Regions from separate parts of the Homo sapiens genome. Here region 2 is linked to region 1. Evidence: read pairs that join two places in POLR2A ChIA-PET (ENCODE). Cell type or tissue: Panc1. All regions are shown on one strand. Links, peaks and the distances in the headings refer to the core of each region. The heading gives the core; the rest is flanking DNA.

What was found. ChIA-PET counts read pairs that join two places held together with the same protein. Peaks named below come from ENCODE experiments on the same cell type or tissue, not always from the same donor. Only the 100,000 strongest peaks of a DNase experiment are listed, where the experiment ranks them.
Region 2: POLR2A ChIA-PET joins it to region 1 with 7 read pairs; 2 of 35 experiments call an interaction of 5 or more read pairs at or near these places.

Annotation. Positions count from the first base shown.
Region 1 is chr18:58,183,588-58,191,672 of GRCh38, forward strand. The region is part of intron 2 of NEDD4L (NEDD4 like E3 ubiquitin protein ligase); the gene reads left to right. LOC105372143 (a long non-coding RNA gene) reads right to left here. Exons shown (of 3, transcript NR_188086.1): 3 at 6,247-6,372. Among named protein-coding and RNA genes, the nearest start is that of NEDD4L, 140 kb to the left of the region's middle. In Panc1, for the core only: no CTCF peak of the experiment used is centred there; DNase peaks (open chromatin) are centred at 1,464 and 3,054; H3K4me3 peaks cover 556 bases; H3K27ac peaks cover 2,195 bases.
Region 2 is chr18:58,345,116-58,353,200 of GRCh38, forward strand. It overlaps NEDD4L (NEDD4 like E3 ubiquitin protein ligase), which reads left to right. Exons shown (of 31, transcript NM_001144967.3): 17 at 4,422-4,499; 18 at 5,876-5,930. Among named protein-coding and RNA genes, the nearest start is that of MIR122HG, 97 kb to the right of the region's middle. RefSeq lists a silencer at 2-296 and an enhancer at 4,799-4,858. In Panc1, for the core only: no CTCF peak of the experiment used is centred there; no DNase peak of the experiment used is centred there.

The DNA of each region.
Region 1 (8,085 bases), core at 1,027-6,026:
TTTTCATGTTGCATCTTACCGAGTTGATTGAGTATTCACTTCGAAGCTCCATGCTGCACGCATGGGCCTGTAAATAGCTTTTTCGTGCACTTGTGGGTGTCATTTCAGATCGCTTCATCGGATTTCAGTTACCCAAGTTTTTACTTGGTTCACCGTAAGTTTGCAAAAAAGACTTTTTGTTATCCTGAACATTGCAGGTGGAAACATGATTAATTTTGAATTATTTTTGTTTAACTTCTACCCTCTTTCCTATTTACAGCCTATTTTGTTTATTTTAACTTCCGCTGTTAAGACTTCTAAGGCCAGGCATGGTGGCTCACGCCTGTAATCCCAGCACTTTGGGAGGCCAAGGCGGGCGGATCATGAGGTCAGGAGATCAAGGCCATCCTGGCTAACATGGTGAAACCCCGTCTCTACTAAAAATAGAGAAAATTAGCCAGGCGTGGTGGCGGGTGCCTGTAGTCCCAGCTACTCAGGAGGCTGAGGCAGGAGAATGGCGAGAACCTGGGAGGTGGAGGTTGCAGTGACCCGAGATCGCGCCCCATTACTTAAAGGAAGTGGGCTTGTGTTTTGTGGCCTTAAGGATGTAATCTGTTGGTAGGAGGGAATGAGGGTGTCCTGGTAGGGGTGTCTGGCTTTAGTGTCACCATTCTTTTAGGAATTGCCATGTTGTGGGGTCACGTCTTGTAGGAGAAACGTTCTGAAGTCATGGGATTCTCTACCCTCCTCTCCTGCTCTTGGTTTCCACCAGCAGCCTGCTTGGTGTGGTTTTGAAATGGAGCAGAGATGGTTTTGATGAGCCTCACTGGAGGTGCTGCTGAGATTACCGAGAGGCCTTGCTGGGCACCTGGAGTCAATCATGCCGGGCACTAGCATCCGTCATCTTAGGAGGTAGGGATTATTATCCTACCTCCTAAGCCATCCCTGGAGTGGTGGCTTGGAGAAGTTTTCCAGAGAAACCGATCAGTTCATAAAGTTTCTGTAAAGGATTAACACAGTGTAGTCCAGAAATGTTTGTTCATGAAGTCTTGGTTTTTGGGTTTAAGAAAGTGTTCTCCTGTCTGGGCGTGGTGGCTCACGCTTGTAATCCCAGCACTTTGGGAGGCTGAGGTAGGCGGATCACGTGGTCAGGAGATCGAGACCATCCTGGCTAACACGGTGAAACCCCGTCTCTACTAAAAATACAAAAAATTAGCTGGGCATGGCGGCGGGCGCCTGTAGTCCCAGCTACTTGGGAGGCTGAAGCAGGAGAATGGCGTGAACGCAGGAGGTGGAGCTTGCAGGGAGCCGAGATGGCACCACTGCACTCCAGCCTGGGCGACAGAGCGAGACTCCATCTCAAAAAAAAAAAAGAAAAGAAAAGAAAGTGTTCTCCTAAGTGCTGCTCACCCTTTTTCCCAAACAGGACCTAACCCTGCGAGGGAGGGTGAATTAGGCCATTTGTTTACAGTTTCATCAGCACCAGGCGTGCACGGCGTTAGTCATGGTCCTTGCTCTCAAGGCACTGTACTTGTAGCAGCAGTATGGTGCAAATGTGCAGCTGAACAGTGGGCACAGGTTCCTGGTTAGCATTTAGTGCCACAGGAATGACAGGGAGGTCTTAATTGTGATCGGACCGTGGGAGCTGGATTACCCCAGACTGTAGCTCACTTCCCTGTAAGCTTTTGGTAGGGAGCTTGGAATTAGCACCATTAGTAGAAACAGATTTCAAAGGGAATGGTACCTGTTCCGTATGAAACACTTTAAAACTCCCGGTGTCCACACGTCTTTAAAAAAGAGGCTTAAAGCAGTTTCATTTCATCAACCCCAAACTGGAGAAGCTATGAATGACCACACTGATGAATATGTCCTAAAATATATGTATATTATATAAAGTGTAAAAACAGACAAGCAGGAACATACTACCAGTTTCTATCACAGCTACCCTTAAACTATCATTGGAGGGCAATTAAGTGGGTACAACCTCTAGCTATTTGGAAATATGTATAAAAATGACAAATGCCTGGTTGGGTGCTGTGGCTCACGCCTGTAATCCCAACACTTTGGGAGGCCTAGGCGGGTGGATCACCTGAGGTCAGGAGTTCGAGACCAGCCTGGCCAACATAGTGAAACCCCATCTCTACTAAAAATACAAAATTAGCCGGGTGTGGTGGTGCATGCCTGTAATCCCAGCTACTCGGGAGGCTGAGGCAGGAGAACCGCTTGAACCCAGGAGGCAGAGGTTGCAGTGAGCCAAGATCGCGCCATTGCACTCCAGGCTGGGCAAAAAGAGCAAAACTCTGTCTCAAAAAAAAAAAATTAAAATTAAAATTAAAAAGTAAAATAAAATGATGAATGCCTGTACTCTTAGACCCAGCACTCCCAGTTCTGCCAGTTCATGCAGCAGATACATATGCACACGTACAGAGAAGGATGCAACAGATACATATGCACACGCATACAGAGAAGGATACGTATGCACACGCGCACAGAGAAGGATACATATGCACACGCACACAGAGAAGGATACGTATGCACACGGGAACAGAGAAGGATGCACAAGAACATACATTCCCTAGTTGACGGAGTCGCAGATTAGAAACAACAGAAAAGCGTCCATTAAACAACAGTTTGAACCTGTGTTGAGATATCAGCATCCCTTCTCCTTCTCTCCCCCACTCCCTCTGCCCTCTGCAGGTTTTATTCTCAGCCTGATTTTCTCCATTGGATGTCAGCCCTAGGCTGGCATTTGCAGAGAGAGATGGTGGCTCCTGCAGAGCTTACGGCCTGTATTTTATTGGGCTGTGTTGAGTTACCCCTGATGTGAGCAGGAGAATGGGATGTTCTGTAAATTGGCCTCTAGCCCATCGTGAATTCATATTTTTTTTATAATGTGTGAGTCACACTCCCTTCTGTCTTCATTTCCTTTTCACACTCCCAGCAGATCATTCTCTCTATTCTGATTGGCATTTTATACATGAGGCAGCAGAGGCTGAGACCTACTGTATTTTGAGACACTGTAGCTTTATATGGCATAATTAAATCATAGTCATCAATCACTCTTAGGAGGTAAGGATTATTATTGGCATTTTCCAGATGAGAAAAATGGAGGATGAGAAAGGTTAGGCATCTTGCTGAAGTCACAGCAGACTTAAGTGCCGGAGTTGGAGCTGCATTCCGGTATGCTTGCATAGACTCTCTTCTCATGCTCACTGCACGCCAGTCACCTGGTATGCTGAGGCCCTGCCTCCAGGCCTTCTGATTCAGCTGGTCTGCAGCCCTGGCATTTCCAGCTCCTCAGGTGATTGGAATGAAAGCCAGAGCTGGGAGCCACTGGTCTACACCACCAGTAAATGATCGGGTTCTCACTTGATCATTTAATTAAGAATCTTGGTTTTCTGCTTTCAGTCTGAGAACTCTTGTTCATGCTCTCAGGCATGTCTTCACGCAGGAAAGTGATCTTTGAAATTAATAGGTGCTTGGAAAGCCTTTAAGCAGCAGGCAGTGGAGAAGGCCACTCAGTAGGAAGGGCCGAGCATGAAGCCTAGTGCACAGGCTTTTCAAGACCCCACGGAGGGTCTTCAGAAAAATGGGTTTCCTTTGTCTCCGTGGCTTCCAGTCTTTGTTGGCCAGCAGTTGTCTGCTTCAAATGAGCTGGCTCTAGAGGGGCCTGGAGAACCCAGAAAAACTTTGTGACAACCTGACAAGTTTGTGTTAATCTTCTGGGCATTGGCTTTCTGCACTTATTGCTCACTGAATCACTGAACCAGGCAGGTGGGGTACTGGAGGGCAGGGGATGGGTAAGAAGGGCAGCCTTTGGAAGGAAAATCAGCAGAGGGCAGGGACCGGGGAAGAAGGAGTAAGAAGGGAAACCCTTTTCTTAGGTTCTTATAAATCAGAAGAGCAATAAAGAAAAAATTTAAATCTAAAAAATACATGATTAGGATTTAAATCCAGTATGCTTCACTACATATAAACCTTTGACTTAATATTTTCTGTAGTAGATGAAAATAGGACTTTTTTTGTTTCCCTTCTCTTCACATGGTATTGAGTTTTTTTGTGTTCTGAATACGTGTTAAGATTAATTATGAAAATCAAATTACCAGATACTTGAAATATAAAATTAGTAATATTCAAAGACGATTAAATGCACGATTTCCTTTTCTCATAAAAAAAGAAGCAGACGGAACTTGTATTCTGAAAGCAAATATGGAAATCACATTAAACATCAGAAAATCCTCACCACCGCCCCCCACCCCCATGTGCATTTCATTTCTCTTTGGTCTGAGTTCAAGGGAGAGAGAATATGAATGTGCTGCTAGCTCAGGAAGCTTCAGTTCTAACTTTCTAAAGAGCTGGGAATGTGCTTGAGTCTCTGTTATCTCTTGTTTGCATTTTTCGCTACTTTGCCTCCATTTGATCCAGGGAAAACTTCATGGTAGGGATGTGAGATGTATTTTGAGGGCTAAAAGAAAGGAGTTTGAACAAAAGCAGGACAGTGTTCCGAATGTGGAAGCAAAGAGTCCTTCCAAGGGGATGTGCGGCCAACGCCTCTGTTCAGCGATAGTCCAGCTGAGACCAGGACCTGTGCCTGATGCCCAGGCCACCCCACAGGACGGTCCTCCAGCACCTCATTTCTCCTTTCATCAGACACCTCTTCACTGGCCTACTGGGAGAAAACGGAGATGAGTGAAAATGTGCATACAGAACATAGGGCTCAAAGGGACCCTAGCACCAGTGGTGCTCAAGCCTGTCCCAGCATTAGCGTCACCTGGGAGCTCCAAAAACATATTGTTGCCAAGACTCAGTCCAAAGCAAGTGACTTCCTTGGCCTGGAGTGAGATGTGGGTGGCCAGGGTCAGGAACCACCGAGTGGGTCCACCTCTGCAGACTGGGAAACAGAGTCTGGGAGGCTGCTTGTTCCCTCAAGGACCTGAAGTGACATGGGGAGGCAGGACTAGCCTTGGGGCTCCTAATTCTGTCCTGGCCTGTATTCCAGTGTGCCGTGGGGCACGTCCAATTTGAATCTGGCCCCAGTACACTCTCAAGCCCTGTGTTGCTCTGGTCCCACAGCTTCTGCCCTTGACTTTCCATATAACAGCACATTGGTGGCCAGGGCTTTGCACTAACCTACCTGCCTCCAACATTGTTTTTGAATAATGGAAGCTAAGCAGATGCATATTAATGCCTGCATTATGGAGAAGACTGTCTCTTCACAAGTAATCTGTAGTTGTTAGTCTTGAAAGTGGGTTAATTCATTGTCTTTCTAGAGAAAATGATTGCATGGCCTAATAGTCTTCCAGTTAGTCTGTGTGGCAAGGTAGAAGCCAGGAGTGGATTCTTAGCTCCTGTTGAGTGCTGCTGTCCTGAATCAGAGATCTTCTCTCCCGGGCCACTTTGTCATGAGCAGGATTTTGAACCAAGACCTTTTCTTCACCTGTCTCGGGGGCCCTCACCGTGGGCTTTGTGATCCCCTGACAGCTCCAAAAGCCTTTATCCTCATCCAATATCTGGTGAACAGCTGACACCTCCTGGGAATCTTTAAAATTGTTCTCTAAAGAAACCATTCTGCTGCAAGTACCTATTTTTAGACTTTATAAAGCCCACGTCAGGTTGTCGCTGCCTTTCTCTCTGTCTGCTAAGCCTGCTGTTTGAAAGGCAGCAACAGGATCTTTTGTCTTTAAAAGTTCAGCCCCAGCTGGTGCATTCCCCACTTGAACTCCATAGCCCTGGTGTGCTCTGGGGTACGTCTCTTCCAAAACCCAAACCACAGGCAGTGACCTTTACACCCCAGGAGTTGAAATAATACACCTGGAGGAAGAAAATAACTTACAAACAATGAGCCTAGAGTATAAATGGCTATGTTTTAAAACCCTCGATTTTCCTTGGGCGTATTTAACCTGTACAGCTAGACTGTTGTGAGTTTTGGGCTCTCTAGGGGGCTGTCCAAGTTCAGAACAAGTGCATCTGCTGGCAGCCAGCTTAAGGAGTTAGCAGCCCTCAATTCCAATAACGAACGTGTAAATCAGAATTCAGGTGTGTTGAAGTGGGGCCTTGCACACATCCTGGTCAGCCCAGGGTGATTTCCTCTCTGGCCAGTGGTTTTGGCTTTTTTCTTCACATGAACTCGTCTGTTGTAACTAATGGTCACTGAGTGACTTCAGAGGTAGTGATAGCTCATAGTGAAGCCCGTGACCCACAGCGGTGGGCACACCTCGATCCCTTCTCCTTTTCCTCCATCCCCACCTTTCTCTCCTTACTTCATCCCTTCCTCTTTCCACATTGGGTCATCCAGCAGAAGTCAAGTATCTTCTATTTCATATCTTTATTGAATAAGAGTTTTACGATCCATGTTATTGAAGTAGGTAAATGGAATCTCTTATGTGGAATTCTCTAAAAAAGAATCAAAACTCCAGTCAAACCAAACCAAGTATTCCAAATCGTTTTTAGGGAAAAAAGATATAATTAGAAAAGACTGGAGAGGGTATGCAAACTATTAACATTATGTTAGGGTGGTAGGAGTATAAGTTATATTTGCTTTTTCTGAATTTCTAAATTTTCTTCAATTAACATATTGTTCAAAGTATCAAATACATAGAAGGAAGAGTGTGCATGCCTGTTATCTAGCAAACACACTTCATGCAAAGAAACTCTCCTAAGGAAGTATGAAGTTATATTTTATCCTTATCTATCCAAAGAGAGTGTGTGTGTGTCATATACCTAAAGAATTAGTTATTAAGATGAAGCATTGCTTATAATGAAAAAGTTGAAGCACCCTAAATTAGCTTAATAATGGTATATCTTTATAATGGAATAGTATAAAGCCATTAGAAATGATGTTACAGATAAGTATTTAATGTTATGGAAACATTTTATAACATAGAATGAAAAGTAAATTGTAGATTGGTTTGTATAATTTGATCTCATCTTAGGAAACACATAATACAGAAATATAGATGAAGGTCTGAAGGGTATTAATGCCCTAATGTATTAGTAGCATTACCTCAGAGAAGCAGGCTCATGAGTGTTTATTTTCTTTTCTTCTAACTAAGTATGTATATGTGTAAGTGTGTCTGTATACAGGAGATGTACATACACTTTTCTTGTGAAGAATCTGTATTGCATTTACTACTGGAAGGGTTTATTTTAGATTTAGATATTAAAGTTACCTCTTTGAGTGAGAACCTATGATTTATACTTCTTAGCTTACCTTTTACCTCCATTATTTAAATCTGTCTTTTTCTGCCATCAAATAGAAGATGTAACAGTGATAAAAAGGCTGGGTATGGTGGCTTACACCTAAAATCCCAGCACTTTAGGAGGCCAGGGGTTCGAGACCATCCTGAACATAGCGAGTGACGTAGTGAGACCCCATACCTACAGATTTTTAAAAGGTTAGCCAGACGTGGTGGTGTGTGCCTGTAGCCCCAGCTACTCAGGAAGCTGAGGTGGGAGGATTGCTTGAGCCCAGGAGGTCAAGGCTGCAGTGAGTCATGAATACACCACTGCCCTTCATTCAGCCTGGGTGGCAGAGTGAGACTCTGTCTCTAAAAGTATAATATTTTAAGAAAGAAAAAACAAAAACTAGTGATAAAAAGAACTTACAACAAACTGATTTTTAAGTGGACTGTTGATAATTATAAGGGCTGAGATTTTTAATTGCCATTTGTATCAATGAATAACCCCCCTGTCACCACATTTTCTGGTGTGTTTGGTGTGTCTGGTTCCTATAGGAGAGACAGTAATGCTATTTGACATGCTTTATTGCTGATTAGAAGCCTAATCTCTGTAATGGGAAGCTCAGTAATGAAGCTTGTTCAGAATTGTGTTACAGTCGGTTAATGAAGCTCTGAGATCAAGGGCCTGGCTTTTGATGGCCCCTATTTCAGAATCCAGAGGTTTGTTTCTATTTATTTGGGTTTTGCAGGTAAGTTCCCTGGACTGAGGTGATCTGAAGGTTAGCTCTGCTATAATAGGTAAATTGCTAAGAAAAACATTGGCCTTGGTATGTACAACTTAAAATTTTATTGGTGAGATAGTCTTCTTACAAAACAATCACGTTAAGCTAGAACTTGGTGTATAACCAGCATATATACTCCTGCCACC
Region 2 (8,085 bases), core at 1,465-6,464, 160 kb after region 1:
TTACTGATTTAAAATCATAATCTGTTAGAACAACGTTTTGTTGCTGCTGCTAGTGTGGGAAATCCTCAAGGTAACAACTGGAAATTCCACAAGCTACTCCCCTTCTTAAGCGAATTCAGATGTGCTGACACAGCTGCGCTATCGCTTCTAAACAAAGGCCTAGGCAGGATTTTCCCTGCGGAAGACACACTCTAAATTGCCTGTTCATTTTGACAAAAGATGAAGAGCCGGAGGGAAGCATGAAGATAATTTGCAACTTAAAAATCTGTTTTGAGTTGGTTTTAGGGTTTGCTTTGTTTTTTATTTTTGAAAGAAGAAGAGAACAAATGAGAGAACAGCATAGCTATTCTTAGATTTGAGCATTAGAATAGAAAAAGGAAAAAAACTGGTAGGACAGGTTGAAAATGATGAAAATAACACTCCTTCCCCCATCGGCCTGGGCACTGTTGATTCTTACACCAACCAGAAGCCTGAAAAGTATCAGGACATTTCCCCTCTATACATTGAGAAATTAAAAAATTTATTGAAATATGTCATGAAAGATGACCTTTTACACACACACAGATACTGAAGGCAGTATGCCATCAGTATTTGGATAAAGTTTGGCCTCATTCTCTTTTTTTTAATTATTATTTTTTTTGTTTTTGAGACGGAGTCTCACTCTTGCCCAGGCTGGAGTGTAATGGCACAATCTCAGCTCAGTGCAACCTCTGTCTCCCGGGTTCATGCGATTCTCTTGCCTCAGCCTCCTGAGTAGCTGGGATTACAGGCACATGCCACCACACCAGCTAATTTTTGTTGTTTTTTGTTTTTTGTTTTTTTTAGCACAGACAGGGTTTCACCATGTTGGCTAGGCTGGTCTCGAACTCCTGACCTCAAGTGATCCTGCCGCTTCGGCCTCCCAAAGTGCTGGGATTATGGGCATGAGACACCCTGCCAGGCCAAGTTTAGCTTCATTCAAAGAAAGAAAGAAAGATTGGCTTTGTTCCCCGCCTGGGTCAGGCCTTTCAGGGAATGCATGCTGGAGACCAGGGGCTTGGGAGGGATGTACCAAGGAGGGATGTTCCATCCTCAGCAGCTCAGAGCACGTGTATACGGGTTGAGTATCCCTAGTTTAAAGATTCAAAATCCAAAATGATCCAAAGTCTGAAACCTTGTAAGCACTGACATGACACTCAAGCAATAAATGCTTATTGGAGCATTTCAGATTCTCAGATTAGGGATGCTGAAGTGGTAAGTATAACTGCAAATATTTTGAAATTCAAAGCCCCTCTGGTCCCCAAGCATTATGGGTGAGGGATGTTCAACGCATATTAGTATATTTGTGCCTTTCACAGGATGAAGCATGGGCTTGCTTTTGTAGCAAGAAAGATTACACCCTAGTTAAGTTGCAGGTTTGTTTTCCATCCAAGTTCAAACTAATGAAACTTATTACTCTAGGTGTGGTTGCTGGTCTCTTCCAGGATGGAAAAGATAAAGAAAAAAGGCACTTTTTTTTAATCCCTGTGTTTTATATATTTTGAATTAGGAAAGCCCTTTTTAAAAAGATACTGCTCTTTGCATCCTGTTTAAAAACACTTTGAACTTGATGGAGGGAAGCAATTTTATATTACACATGAAAGAGTTCCCGTTATGAAACTGAAGAAAGGAAGAAACAACCAGGCACACTTTATGCGTTGGATCATTTATTTTCATTGCATCAGAGCCCTCGTTAGTATTCCACTTTCTCATCAGCTCTGAAGTTGTCCATAACTAATAGAGAGCCTTGACCGCCACTTCATGTGCCCTGGCAACTAAGGAGAGATGCCTGCCTCCTTGAGTGGCTCGGTGGGAGTCAGGGCTTGAGGGTGACCACTAGCCTTAGCCCTCAGAGCTGATTCATGGCAGCTGCTGCCATTATTTTTATTATTTTTGATAAAATAATATTATAAGCCTCAAGGCCTCTGGCCCTCACAGTCTATGAAGTCTAGGTTTCCATGCAAGGCCACTTTAGCAGATCTTTGAAATTCGGTTGACTTTATACTTCATGCTCTGCCCCTCACTGCCTCCCTGACACTTTTCTCTAATTTCAGCTTCTTTTCACGCTACGGCCCCCCCCGCCCCCCCCCCCCCTTTAAATCACCAGCCTTTTACCAATAGGGCTGATTGTCTTTCACGGTAGCCTACATGTGATTCCAAGGTCAGGCTGGCCTTGTGTGTAGCATTCAGAAGCCCTGCCCTCTTTCATGTAATAGCAGTCCTCAGCTTTCTCTAAATCTGGCATGGTCATAGGCTAGGTGGAAGCCCAAGGGTCCCCCGCTGGTTGTGGCGTTACCTGGTCCGGATCAGAGTTAGCATTGAGTGGGTAGCTTTTGAGAAATTCAGTGCTTTCAGTTTTTCCTCTGTCTGTAGTTAACCAGTCATGAATGTTTACCAGATTATCAGCTTCTTGGACCTTCTCAATCCTAAATCAGCTTAGCATATTTCTTTATGTTCTGTGTATGTCAGTGTACTGCAGAATACTGGATTATTTTGTGCCTCTGCTTAGCCTTTTAAAAAAATATATTGGGTTCAGGGTCAATATGCATCACAAACTGCTAACAGGATTTCTTTCTTCATTTAAAAGTTCACCTAGCTAGCAAGAAGCAAGGGTTGATTTTTGTTGTTCGTGGTCTTTTTTGATTCTTGCCAGTTCCCAAGATCTATGATTATGATTCAGTGATACTATGACTTACACGGTTGACTTGGGAAGCAGAAAAATCTAGTAATTTGGCAGCAGCAAAGGCCCTATTATAAAATTGAATGAAGCTGATATCAAATGTCTTCACAGTTTACTTTTTTTAATCTTAAGCTTATTTGGTTGATAGTGGTTTTTTTTTTGAGTATAAAGATATGGATTCTCCTTTTTATGTTTTTGGAGGCAAGACTCACTGCATCACCCAGGCTGGAGTACAATGGCACAATCACAGTTTACGGCTCACTGCAGCCTTGACCTCCTAGGCTCAGGTGATCCTCCCACCTCAGCCTTTCAGGTAGCTAAGGCAGGCATGCACCACCACACTCAGCTAACTTTTTGTGTTTTTTGCAGAGATATGGTTTTGCTTTGTTGCCCAGGATGGTCTCGAACTCCTGGGCTCAAGCAGTCCTCCCGCCTTGGCCTCCCAAAGTGCTGAGATTACAAGTGTGAGCCACTGCATCTGGCCTTACACTGCATTTCTTTTTCTTTTTTTTCTTTTTTTTTTTTTTTTTTTTTTTGAGACGGAGTCTCACTCTGTTGCCCAGCCTGGAGTTCAGTGGCACAATCTCGGCTCACTGCAACCTCTACTTTCCGGGTTCAAGCAATTCTCCTAACTCAGCCTCCCGAGTAGCTGGGACTACAGGCACACACCACACCCGGGAAATTTTTGTATTTTTAGTAGGAACGGAGTTTCACCATGTTGGCCAGGCTGGTCTCAAACTCCTGACCTCCTCAGCCTCCCAAAGTGCTGGGATTACAGGCATGAGCCATCGTGCCCGGCCTACACTGCATTTTAACTGGGTCTACATAAGTGAGAGTCAGCTCCTGGACTCTGGGTCATAATCTTTGGGCAACTTCCTGTTCTCTCTGAAACTCCATTTCCTCATCTAAAGAAACAGACCATGTGCCCAACCTCCTACCAAGGGTCTGTTGCAGGATTTTACATCTGACCATGCCTCATAAATCATGCAGCCTGACCCAGGTTGTCAGAGTACATATTTCTCTTTTGTTGATTCTCTGTGGTATCTTATGAAGCTTATGCTTTAAGAAAAAAATTTTGTAAACGTTTAAATATTAAGACATAAATGAGAACTTAATCTGCAGAACTTGGTCAAGAATCTCAGTAAAGTTGTATCATAACTTTGTGAGTTTGCCTGATGAAAGCGACTCTCCCTGGAGTAGCCACGTGACTTCACAGACCAGATTGACATTCTCTGCTGAGTTCAGAAGGAGTGGAGGGGAGCACAAGTGCTGGAGGAGGGTGTGGCAGGGAGGCCTATTCCCTAACGTGTTAGGCTGGCTCCCCTCACCGGGAGCTCGGGACCCATGGAGAGATTTCGAAACCGTTGTCCCCACTCCCTCTTTGTGCCACATTCACTGGCACCCTCCATTCTGGTTTCCCTAGTAACATCACTGCTGGGACTCTCTTCCCCTTCCCCTTCTCAAGGTCTCAGGGAAATGGTTAACCTTTCATGTAAATATTCTTACTCTCCTCTCTCCACCAAGCACAAGAAGGAAGAGTACAGTCTGTCTCGAGAGACAGTCAGCCAGGCTTCCTGTACAAAACAGAGATGGGACCCATCTCACGCTCCAGGCATGGACAGCCTGGTTGCCTTGAAACAAACAGCTCAAGAAGAAAAGCACCCAGTAACTGCACACAGATACTTCCACTTAGCATCTACTGTCTTTTACATTTTTCTTGCAGGAAGATCCACGTTTGAAATTTCCAGTACATATGCGGTCAAAGACATCTTTAAACCCCAATGACCTTGGCCCCCTTCCTGTGAGTACACTGGAGACACATGGAATGGTCTGAATATGTGTGTTCCTTTATCCGCTCAATGTTGATGGAGAGGCCCTGTGGACCTTCTCTATCTCCAGGCTTTGTGGATCTCATTGGTTTGTGTTTCTTAACAGAATTGGGTGTTTAGCTGAATTGTAGTCATACATTATAGTTCATGTGATATCCAGTACTTATGAAAGAGGTTTCTGAATTGCTAGCTTCTAGCAGAAGATAGACCTTGTACACAGGATGTTCAAGAGACGTTCTCTGCAGGTGACAATTTAAGTGGCACTCATTCATTTTGTAACTTAGCAACCACTGAGTTTCAGTCATATTGCTGATTAAGTCATCAGAACAAAAATAATGAAAATAGTATGGGAGAAGAAGGCCTAATTAATCATAGAAAGTTTCTATAAGTCATTTAACCTGCAGATTTTTAAAGTTTTTTTCTCCCTTGTTGGTGACGGCTCAGTAGGAGTTGAGCTATATACTTAAAATTGGATTTTGAATGAAACCTTCACATACATCCTCCTCAACAACTCACTCTCAGTTTGAAAAAGCCGTAGGGGGTGACAGGGCAGTGGTTGGACTCCAAGGCTATTTTTAAATGGGAATTTTTGTTGTTGTTTTCCAAGTGTAAGAACCTTTTTGTTGCCTGGTATATTAGGGCAACATTGGAGGCTGCGAAGGTTAAGGTTCAATCATTATTCATTAGGTTATACAGGTATCCCACACCAAATCTGTTTGGTTCCTGGGTTCAAATAGAAAGAACCAGAGAGTTAGTTTAGAAAACAAAAGAAAGCATTTTTTTCTGAATCTGTTGGATTCCTGAGGTTCAGATAGCAAATATGGATAGTTCAGATAATGAGGGCATACCAGCTTTATCTTGAAAAAATTCTCCAAATCTGTTTAGTTCCTGAGCTTGACTAGCAAAAGTTCATGGTGGATAATACCAATATTAGATCATCAACTGCCTGGACAACACAAATACAGTTAACCATGTCTAACATTTTTATATTAACCCCCTCTTCCTTTCCTTTAGTACTCAGTATTTATTTAATTAAATGGTACTCAACTTCAAACTCCACTGTTCCATGGAATGCTGCGGTTTCCCTTTGAAGCTTTTGAGCTAGCAGCCCATTTCCGGTTCTTCATACAGTCAGCGCATCTGAGACCTGAGCATGTGATAAAGCGTGTTGCTAGACATGGTCAAGAGTTAACTTGAAATGTTCATATTTAGTTCACGCTCAATGCATAAATGTACCCTAGCAGAAAAGAGTACAGAGGTGTTCTATAGTTTTTAAATGTTGCCTTTGATTTCAGAACTCCTAGCTAATGTTTATATTTTCTCTCTCCCTTCCTTCCCCGGATACTAGCCTGGCTGGGAAGAAAGAATTCACTTGGATGGCCGAACGTTTTATATTGATCATAGTAAGTAGGCGCTGTTATGGACACACAGGTGTTGTGGGTTAGAGGGAAGGAGTAATTCAAACATCATAGTGAAAGCTTTGTCATTTTACTCTTTATCTAGGCAGCCAGGTGTTATGTGGAGAAAATGATACCAGAGAATCAGTGCCTTCATACGGTACTGTGCATTCACCCCAAGTTTGCTTAAAGTAGCCCATCAAACTTTCACCCAATCTGATCTTGTGACCTATTAACGTGTTTTTTTTTGTTGTTGAATTTTTAAACCACATTTTGATTGTTGATCCCTTGACTTTTGCACATTTAATAAATACACTCTGGTAATAGAAAATAAGATTAGAAATGATGATTTAGTCAAAAATCTGTGAACAGTGCTTGAAGCAGCATGTAAGTTTTTTAGACACTGCCTTCAAGGGTCCTATGGCAGGATGCCCGCTCTGACCTTATTTTCTATTCACGGCATGTTTCCTTGCACCCACAACACTAATATATATGTATTTTCTGGAAATTGTAGTATATTTGCTATAGACATTTGCTCCAGCACCTATGAAAAAATGTGTGGTTTCTCATTCCAACTAAAAGTTCAACTAATAAAAGTTTGCTTTTTAGCCAGTGGGATTTTTTTTTTCTCATTCTTTTTGGAGGTGCCATGTTCTTCATGGAATCATATTTCTATGTCCCTTAAATTTTCTGAAAAAGTATATTAAAAAGAAGCCTTCAAATAGATGTAAAGTTTCAACCATGAGTGCAATTTGGTAGTATCTTGGTCTTTGCTTTCATTTGGTTCATGAACAGAAAGTTAGGGTTTCCCTGGCTTCACAATTTCATAACTAAACAAAAGCACGTTGATGAGCCACCTGCTGAGAAGTCTGGCCACAAGTAATCCTCACACGTATAGGACTGGTCACTATCTCATAGGCATAGTACGTTTTTCAGATGTTACTAGGAGGCAGAGACATTGTGAACAGAATTTCACTTTCAGGCCCTGGGGGTTGAGGGCTTATTATAAATGGAATTAAGCAAAAGTACCAGCAGTTTACAATTCAACTGAAAGTAGAAGTCCTAGGTGTATTTAGAAGAGTGAGCTACCCTTTGTTTAAACCAGATATTTCAAGGTGCAGAGACTTAGTTTTTGTCTTTTATCAAAAAATGGGCAGATTTGTCAACTGTCCAGAATTTCATAGTAAGCATAAAGTATTTTTCCTGCTTTCATGTATGTGTATGCCCTACTTTTTTCCTTAATATACTATTTATTTATTGTTTTAAGAGAATTTACTAAAATGAGAGAGAGGCCACACCTCTTTTTCCCATGAAAAACAAAATAATAGTTTCCGGCTTGGTGCAGTGGCTCACACCTGTAATCCCAGCACTTTGGGAGGCCGAGGTGGGAGGATCAGTTGAGGTCAGGAGTTCGAGATTAGCCTGGCCAACGTGATGAAACCCCGTCTCTACTAAAAATACAAGTAAAAACTAGCTGGGTGTGGTGGCGTGCACCTGCAATCCCAGCTACCCGGATGGCTGAGGCAGGAGAATCTCTTGAACCTGGGAGGTGGAGGTTGCGGTGAGACAAGATCATACCACTGCACTCCAGCCTGGGCAACAGAGGGAGGCTGTCTCAAAAAAAAAGAAAAAAGTTTCCTTTATAGTATTTTTTATACATCACAATCACAGTTTTAAGACAGGTGTGAATAATACTGATCATTTTACTAAAACAGGTCTTTACTGGTAACACATCCTGGTCTGTGACGCATGGAGAGCATTGCACACAATATTGTGACAGTTTTCTGGCTGGAGATGTGATGCTTAGGTCCCCCTAAAAAGAATGTTGTGAATGTGTTTCGTATACCGCAAGGAGCCAAAAACAGAAAAACACAATTACAAAGGGCTGTCGTAGCATGCGTTAAAATAGTGAAAATCACTGACTATTTCACTTGTGGTGTCATAGACCTAGTATGATACATAGCAGATGCTTGATACTTGGTGACTTGAAATCAGGTTCATGGAGGATCAGTGGTGAAGCTCTTAGGAAGTTGTTGTGCTTGATCAGAAAGTGAAGTGAACTCACTTGAGGAGCAGTAGGTGCCCCCACTCCGGCTTTCCACCCCCACCGGCCTGAGGCTAGCGCAACTCCGGCTTACTGGAAGGTGGAAGAAGGTAACTA